2 separate regions of the Homo sapiens genome follow, and region 2 is linked to region 1. Evidence: chromatin loops called from intact Hi-C (ENCODE). Cell type or tissue: heart left ventricle. All regions are shown on one strand. Each heading gives the region's core, and the rest is flanking DNA. Links, peaks and the distances in the headings are about the cores only. Region 1 overlaps SLC2A9 (solute carrier family 2 member 9). Region 2 holds the start of LOC124900664 (a long non-coding RNA gene).

What was found. Peaks named below come from ENCODE experiments on the same cell type or tissue, not always from the same donor. Only the 100,000 strongest peaks of a DNase experiment are listed, where the experiment ranks them.
Region 2: a loop joins it to region 1, with 2.0 times the contacts of the local background. A loop is called at or near these places in 40 of 110 quality-filtered maps.

What each region holds. Positions count from the first base shown.
Region 1 is chr4:9,903,469-9,907,865 of GRCh38, forward strand. The region is part of intron 8 of SLC2A9 (solute carrier family 2 member 9); the gene reads right to left. Among named protein-coding and RNA genes, the nearest start is that of SLC2A9-AS1, 82 kb to the right of the region's middle. In heart left ventricle, for the core only: no CTCF peak of the experiment used is centred there; a DNase peak (open chromatin) is centred at 1,913.
Region 2 is chr4:10,003,044-10,007,440 of GRCh38, forward strand. The region is part of intron 2 of SLC2A9 (solute carrier family 2 member 9); the gene reads right to left. SLC2A9-AS1 (SLC2A9 antisense RNA 1) reads left to right here. Exons shown (of 4, transcript NR_183862.1): 4 at 1,085-1,856. It overlaps LOC124900664 (a long non-coding RNA gene), which reads left to right and starts at 3,437. Exons shown (of 2, transcript XR_007058026.1): 1 at 3,437-3,649. RefSeq lists enhancers at 1,092-1,251, 2,892-4,091, 3,951-4,300. In heart left ventricle, for the core only: no CTCF peak of the experiment used is centred there; no DNase peak of the experiment used is centred there; H3K27ac peaks cover 687 bases.

The DNA.
Region 1 (4,397 bases), core at 293-4,292:
AGAGTTAACACTGTGCCAGGCAAATCAATTTGGAAAACCAGCTGTTTCTGAAAGATGGCGATTATTTACAGTTCCCCAAGCTGATGACTGACGCCCTGAGCCAAAATTAATTGCAGATCAAATGAGCAAAGATGTCTTTCCCCTCTCAACTTTATTAGCCTCCTGAGCCATTTTAATAGACTGTCAAAATCTCATAAGAGGAATGAAAAAAATTGGAAAGTCTTTTTGGATAAGCAATCACTTCAAAGGGCTGGATGAAATATATAGACATATATTTGTGTGTTTATTACATATGTAACTGTATATATATAAATATATTTATTGCCTTCTTTTCAAATATATTTCAAGATATATAATATATTTTGTATATTATATAAATATATAAAATATATTTTATATATTATAAATTTTATATATTTATATATTTTATATCAATAAATATATAAAATATATCTACATATTTTATTTCCTTGTTTTCAAATACATAATATATAAACATTATAATATATTATGCATATTATATATATAACCTATATAAATATGATATTTTTATATATACATAACTTTGGAAAGTGCAAGGAACTTACCTTATATTGATGCTCTGTGAGGAACAGGGGAGTGGCTTTCACACACTTTGGATTTTGTTTCCATAATTCTGTCAGATGCTGTATTAGTTTCCTATTGCTGCTGTAGCGAGTTACCACAGACTCAGTGGCTTAAAACAACCCAGGTGGATTATCTTATAGTTTTGGAAATCAGAAGTCTAGAATAGATCTTGCAGTGCAAACACGATGGTGTCTGCAGGGCTGGTTCCTTCTGGAGGCTCCAGGGCAGAATCTTGCCTGCTGCAGCTTCTAGAGAACATCTGCATTCCTGGGCGTGTGACCCCTTCCTCACCTTCAAAGCTGGCAATGGCGTCACTCCTGCCTCTGCTTCCACCATCACATCTCCTTCTCTGACTCTGACCCTCCTGCCTCCCCCTTTCACTTACAAGGACCCTGTGATAATATTGGGCTCACCTGGGTAATCCAGGGTTAGCTCCCTATCTCAAGATTAGTCCCACCTGCAACATTCCTTTGTGCCATGTAAGGTAATATATTCCCAGCTTCTGGGAATCATGGTGTGGACATCTTGGGGAGCCATTGTTTTGCCTACCACAGGTGGGAATGGTTATGTCCATTTTACAGATGAGCAAATAAATTCAGATGTGTTGGGCAATGTTCCCAAGACCACTTAGCTGGTAAATGGGTGATCAGGATTTGAATTCAGAGTAGCCTCATCCTAAAGCCAAAGCTGTTTCTCCCCAGAACATTTTTCTATTCCACACTCTCAACCTCATGCTGAATTTAGTTTCATGCCTTTCCAGGAATTGGGGTCAATGCTACCATTTTAAGGACTGTTTCCAATGGACTATTCTGCATCCATCCTTGCATCTCCAGCTCTTTGAGAAGATGAAAGGGGGACAGACTACCCAATGCACTTCACTTCACCTAACTTCTGCTGGCCCTTCAGCTCTCAGGTTCCTGGTCCCTGTCTCCAGGAATCCCTCCCAGAACCCCTTATTTGAGAGGGAAGCTCGTCTCAGTGTTGCATGTGGTAATTGTTTCCAGGTTTGCTTTTCTCTCTAGATCACGGCAACGTCACCTGTGACAGCTGGCACAGTATGAGTGCACCTTAGGTGTCTGTGGAATGGATGAATGCATGCCTGCATGAAAGAATCCACCACCCAAGCTCTGAATCATCACTTCCTGCTCAGAGGAACCTCCCACACAGAGATTCCTGCACCTCTAGAACAGCAAAACATCATTTATCCTTGGGTCATAGTCAACCTCCTCCATTGGACTGTGAGCTCCTACAGGCAGGCACCATGGCAAAGGCCCTCTGTAAGCCCAGCACAGGGCCAACAGCCTGACCATGGGAGGAGCTGGCAAGAGCTTGCTAAATGGCGGGGTACCAACTGGCCATGGTCCAGATGACTGAGATCCACTGGGTCCAAACTTAAAGGCAGTGGCAGGAGTGCTCTCCAGAGGCTGAGACTCTGAGTTCTGATTTTAGAAAGGACTCTTCCTTCCCTTCCAGGACTGTGAAGTCATTTACCCTCCTTTCTGGGGTTTCCAAGGAATACTTTGCCCAAAATTGTCAGCTTTTAAGGAAGATGATCTGCCTGCCAGAGCATCGGGATGAGAAGGAGTGGCTTCTGGAGTCTGGAATGAATAAGAATGGCTTCCCGTGAAGTCTTCTTGCACCAAGGGAAGAAGTGTAGCCACTTCCTCAGTGTGCCCCTCTTTCAAACAATGGCAGTCATTGGACTTTCAGGCATGATGTGAGCATTCATGAGGTCCCATGTAGAACACTTTGGGGTGTCGGTGGCAGGGACAGTAGGGGCCCCATGATGTTCTCTTTCCCCACTCTCTTGGGTTCTGAGCCAGCTGACTGTGTGACCCAGAGTAAGTCACTCCTTTTGGTCTTAGTTTCCTCAACTGTCAAAAGATAGCAAGACCCCCTGTAAAATCCTGCTCTCCACAAGGATGTCCATCGTAGCCTTATGTAAAATCACACATTATGGAAATCTACCTAAATAGGACAAGAATAGTTACCACTTACTGGGTGTATACCATTTGCCAGCCACTGCTGGAATCACTTAATGTATATTCATTGGTACAATCCTCAGCCCATCCCTATGAAGCAGGGATGATGGCTTTTAGAAGTGGGGAAACTGAGTCACAGAGATGCTGAATAACTTACTTGGGGGTCACGCGGCTAATAAAAAGACACAGAGCTGGGACTGGAACCCAGAAAGCATGGCACTGCCATCAGGTTCCGAGCAGAGACATTCAACAACCTCACCCGCAGACAATGGTTAAGGAAATTATCATACAGAAAATTACTGGAGAAGGATAAATCGTTCAGCACTAGTGTTAATTCAGGGAAGGTGATGATCTACATGATTTTCTGCATATATGATACACTTCAACAAAAAAATAATAAATAAGAAAATGGAGAGTCATTCTGACATAAGATTATGTGAACAAAAGCAGATCAGAGCTCGTATTTAGAATAGGATTACTGTGCTACTATGTAAGAAATATACATCTATGCATAGAAAGACAAGGGAAGAATTTGCCAAACTTCCTTGGGTAGTATGATTGTAGGTAATTTCTTCTTTGTTCCTCTCTATTTTTCCGAATTTTACAAATTTGCCCTAATGAGCTGGTATTGATTTCTTCACAACACCAATAAAATACTTTACAAAAAACAAAAAACATCTCCCGTACTTCCCCCATAAGTTTCATCTCAGACTGTGTTTTTCCATTGCTCAAAGTAAAAATAAATAAACAAAACTGGGTGCAGTCTATAACTTGAGAATAACAAGAATGAATCTTGTGAAACTTCCAGAATGTGAAACGTTGAAATGTTTTCTTCTAATAAAAAGACCACAAAGTGGAAAGGGAAAGAGACAAAACATCATTCCTCTACATTTTTTATGGTATCTATTTTTTAAAAGCATCTTGTTAGAATGACCCATTAAGTGCAAGGTACAAAATGAAATGTTCTGTCAACAAGAAGTCAGAAAGACAATTGCAAGCCTCTGCCTGTTTGCATGGGCATCAATCTTGTCAGTGCAAATCAGTGAGCAAGAGTGAAAATAAATGAACTACTCCATCAAGGTCAGAGAATATAACTCTCTAATTTTAGCCCTCTCTTTCCATTTGGAAGGGAGCCTAACTGTGTGCTGTGTGCCCAAAATGTGAGGCACAGACATAGCTACAAAAAAGAAGAGACACAAGCATTTCATAAAGAGGACAACTGAAGCTCAGAGATGTTGAGTGCACTGCTCAGTGCTACACAGCCAAGAAGTGCCGGAGCCAGGATTCAAATCCAGTTTGATCTGATTCCAAGATCTGGAAATTTCTACTAGGTTCTGAAGCCACCCAACTTTCCCCTCCACCAGATGTTTGTTTTGCATATTGGAGGTTGAGAAACAGTGAGGAGCTCTATGCCTTCTTTTGAACATATTGGCTTATTATTAAGGTCTTCCTCTCTATTATACTGGTCAACTGAATGTCCTTTCTCCTTTGCCTTGCAAACTCCCACATGTCTGGGGTAATGAGATGACTGCTAATGGTTTTGAAACATTTTAAATGTCATGGTAAGAGATTGGAGATTCAAGCCAATTCTCTGATCCGAACTCCTGGGGACAATATGGCCCTGTTTCACAGGGCATTCATATTTCATCATTTGTGACTAGGTGAGAATTCAAAGGATGGAGTTATTTATTAAAAGGAAGATGACAGGGAAGCAAAATCTAGGAAGGAAATATTCTCTAGATGGGTAAAATGTCAGTGAAGAATATTCTCTAGATGGGTAAAATGTCAGTGAAGAGCTGCATGATGACC
Region 2 (4,397 bases), core at 140-4,139, 99 kb after region 1:
GGAACTACTGCAAGTATGTACAGAGTAAAGACCCTTCAGAGAAGCTGGCATAAGTAATGAGTATCCAGGACTTCACAGACACCCCTCCTGCCACCTGATAAACAGGAGACCTCCACATGTGCAAGGTCACTCTTGCACGTGAACTTGCTCCCTATGGCACTCTTATAGTAATTCAAGCAATTGCAGCTGTCTTGCAAGGAGTCAGGCTAATACCCACCCTGGAAGGCCTCAGTAATGACTGGCTTCCTGGAATTAATGTAAGGAAATGAAAAGGATGCTGATTGGGAGGAAATTTTGTCTTTTCCTTTGTGTTGCACTGCATTCAGGAGCCTGGTGGGAAAAGAGAGGGTTTTCAGCTCACCCACTACCAAGCATTGCTTTGGGAGTCTGTGGAAGTTTCTTACTGTGACGTTGGGAAATGGCTGACAGAAGCCTCTATAGACTCTGGAGGGGCCAGAAGACTTGCTGCATAGCCTAGGCCCCCTGCAGGAACACTTTTCTCAAAAGTTCCCCGAAAGCTGTTTGCCCCAATGCTTTTGGCAACTGAACGTTTGTCTTCCAGGTCTGAATTCAGCAATAGCCCAGGTGAAAGGCCTTGTTACCACAAGGCTGAAGCCAGTGATGAAGTTTGCTCAGAGAATTCACTGCACTAACATTCCCCAAGCTTGAGATTTGTGAACCTCACCTATGGCAAAACATGACTGGTCATGCATGATACAGAATGGGTGCTTAAATAAGAATTCGTTTTGAGTTTCTGCTGTGTGGCAGTAACCATATAATAATAAAACAGGTAACCCACACATCATAGTTACAATATGCTCTGTACTATTCTAAGAACTGGAGGCATACTGACTCACTTCTTACCCTCCACAAGGGTACTATTTGTTACCTCTGTTTTGGGCAGATGTGGTATCTGAGCCACAGAGCCACAAGGGGCCCTCCCAAGCTCACACCATTGGCATGCGATGTCACCAGGACTCAGCCCCAGTGAGCAGGGATCCAGAGTCCATCTCTTAACCATTACTTTTTTCCAACTCTAAGTGTAGAAAATATAAAGATGATGATATCAATACCTCTGTTTTAGGGGAGAAGAGGAGACATGGAATGAAGATTGGTTGACTGCTAAGTATGTATCAGACATTTGGATATCTCATCTCATTCAACCCTTGTAGCCATCCTGAGAAGTTTCATTCACAACAGAGAAGTCTGGAGTGGAGAAACACATCCCACAGCCATGCCAAAGATGGTAGAACTGCAGGGCCTGCTAGACCTCACAGTGCTCTCCTCTTCCTGGACATACTGCCAGGCCACCTTACCCAGTTCCTTGCATCTAGGTGGGGCCATATGACTACTTCTCAAGCAAGGAGTGTAAGTACAAGGGACATGTGTGACCTCCACCAAGACGCTGAGAATGTGTTTGCCTGCTCCACGCTTGCTCCTGTCAGCTGGCCAGCCACAGAGGATCTAGCAGAGGACTCCAAAGTCCTAGAGAATGGTGGAACCACTTCACTTAAGGAACCTGGGTCCCTGAATGGCTTCATGGAGCAGAGTGTTCCTGCTCATCTCCTTCAAATGAGGTGATATAAATGGGAATTTTCACTGTGTTAAGCCACTGAGATACAGGGCTTGTTTATTACAGCAGCAAGTTTGCCCTGCTGACACAATCAACGTAACTACAGAGCCCATGCCATCACAATTGCACTGTGACCTGAGGCTTCAAGAAGGAGGAGAGATTTAGGCCAAGTCATGAAGGCTTGGAGATATAAACCTTTACCTAGAGCTTTCCTTTTATGTGTTGGGAGAACTCGATCCTGTTTGAAGAAAACAATCTGCAATAAAAATTTGCTTTAAGATCACTGTGGTAGGTAACCTCTAGGCCTGCTTTGGGACATCTCACTCATTCCTATCTTACTTGGGATTCCTTGTTTTACTTTTTCATTCAGCCAACAGCCACGAGGCACATTCTTGTATCTTTCTATCTGACTTTACAGGTCTGCTTCCTCACTACCAGGGGCCCAGCTTCCCATCCTTTCTTCTAGATACAAATTCTGCTGTTTCTTGCCTTCAAGGAGTTCAAGATCTAGTGGAGACAGTAGTCAAGTAAACATACAATTATAACATGGAATAAAAATGCCATGACAATAGGAAGCCAAGAAAGGCTGTGGAATCCAAGTCAAGCAAGCAAGAAGGGCAGACGGAGTGGGCTCAGTTACAGGACGACAGGCAGAGTTAACAGAATTCTTGAAGGTGCAGAAACCGGAGACCACAGGTTGCCACACAGGAGGTATAAAAGACGCAGTGGGTTGAAAGGTGGCCCAGTAGAAGGTTGGAGGCTGCCTGTACCTGGCTTTGCCTGCCAGCCTCAGGAGTCTACACAAAATTCCATGGGCACTGGGGAGCCATTGGAGGGTTTTAGCACGGAATTGATAGCTCTAATTTGTGGTTAAGAATGTTCTTCATAGGTGCAGTGTGAAGGACATTTCAGGGATTAGACTAGAGGATGCTAGGCCTGTTAGGAAGCTCCTGCAATTGGTATGAGATGATGAGTCTGATCAAAATTGTTATGAGTTGCTCCAGAAGCATTGATGTTACGGCTAGTACTAACTACAGCCTAAACTGCAAACAACTGAATAAAAGGCTACATGGTTAAAGCAAAGGAAGCTTAAGAAAGAGCCAAGAGTTCTGGATTTAACACTTGCTTGCATCACTGAGTCTTTCTGTGGCCTTGGGTGATCTTAAGCAATCTGTGTGCCTCTCTGGAAGTGCTGTCAATGTTAAAGGTAGTTGGAATTGGCTTTTTTCCACTCTCAGCTCTGCCACTTCTTTGCTGGGTGACCTTGAGTAAGTTACTTAACCTCTCTGCGCCTCAGGTTCCTCATCTGTTAAATCATTGCCCTCCTTGAAGAGTTACTGTGAAGATTTAATGAGAGAATGAAGATACAGCACAGTGCTGGGTCGATATGAAGTACACAATAAAAACCGGAAATTGGGGTGGTTGGTGGTAGTGTTGTTGATATTTTTACTGCTATATTTGTAAAATAAGGGGCCTAGGCTCATTTATTTGTCAGATTCAAGAATCCATGAATCACTTACCATTATCTCCCAGGCCAGGAACCTGGGGACCAAGCCTCTGGACATAAAATTGAACTCTGCAATTCCCAGCCAAGACTGGCTTAGAGCATCTCCAAATAATAAAAGAAATTGCCAGACAATGGGAGGCAAATTACCTCGTAGCCCGTTTAACAATATTAATGTGCCTTACTGATTCACACAGAGCCTCCCGTGAACTCACTTGGAACGATTCTCAGGAGTCCTGTAAAAATACACGGAAGTAACACTTGGTAGCTGGGCCAGAGTACACACACCATTGCATAAGAGAGGAAGTCATGCCACAATGCCTTAGGGCTTTATAAAGACAGTCTGCACCACTGAACACACTGGCACAGGGAAGAACGCAGTCCAGAAGTCCTTAAAAAAGTACCCATTGTTGAACCAGGCCCTCTGAAGTTAGGGCCCCACAAGAACAAAATTCCACAATCCCAGCAGTGCTACCTAATGTCGCCTGGCTCCCCGAGGTAAGGCCTCCTGTGTAGAAAAGAGCTCTCACAGCACGCCTGAGACTTCTCTTCCTAGAAAAGCCTGCTGCAGGGTAAGTCCCGGGCTTGCATCTGGGAACTTGGATGTTGGAAGGGTTGCCACCGTTCCCAGATCTGGTAAGAGTGACTCAGTGTACCTAAACTGTGCAAACAGTGTGGTTTATGCTGTCTCAGTGTGGTTTATATCTGCTTTCTTTCTGGGAATCTGGAATTTTCTGCTTGCCAAGCAGAGAGTGCCTATGTGACCACCCCCCGAGAAAAACCCTGGACTCCAAGTCTCTAATGAGTTTCCTTGTTAGACAAATTTCACAAGAGTTGTCACAACTCGTTGCTGTGGGGATGAAGCGCGTCCCGTGAGGCTCTGCTAGAAGAGTTCTTTGGAGCTTGCCCCTGGTTTCCTCTGGACTTCACCCCTGCACCTTTTTCCTTTGCTGACTTAGCATTGTGTTCCACCACTGTGATCAGTCATAGCTGTGAGTACTACCGCATTCCTGTGCCAACGCCTGTGACTCATGCCAGTGAATTATCCTACCTGAAGGTGGTGTTGGGTGACCCCAGTACACCTCCCTTGTCCTAAGGAAAAAACTCAGCTCCCATTTTGGCTTGACTTGAGCATTAGGTTTGCAGGTTTGTGGTGTTTTTTCCTCCTCCCCAAGTGATTCTCCCAGAGGAGCCTGGCTGACTCACTGGGAAAGAGGCTCCTGTGCCTCCAGACACCTGAGACTATTTTGTTCCCACAGTTAGCTTTCAGAATGAAATGAAACATGATGAAAGAGGAAACATCAATTACAAGCAACAGCC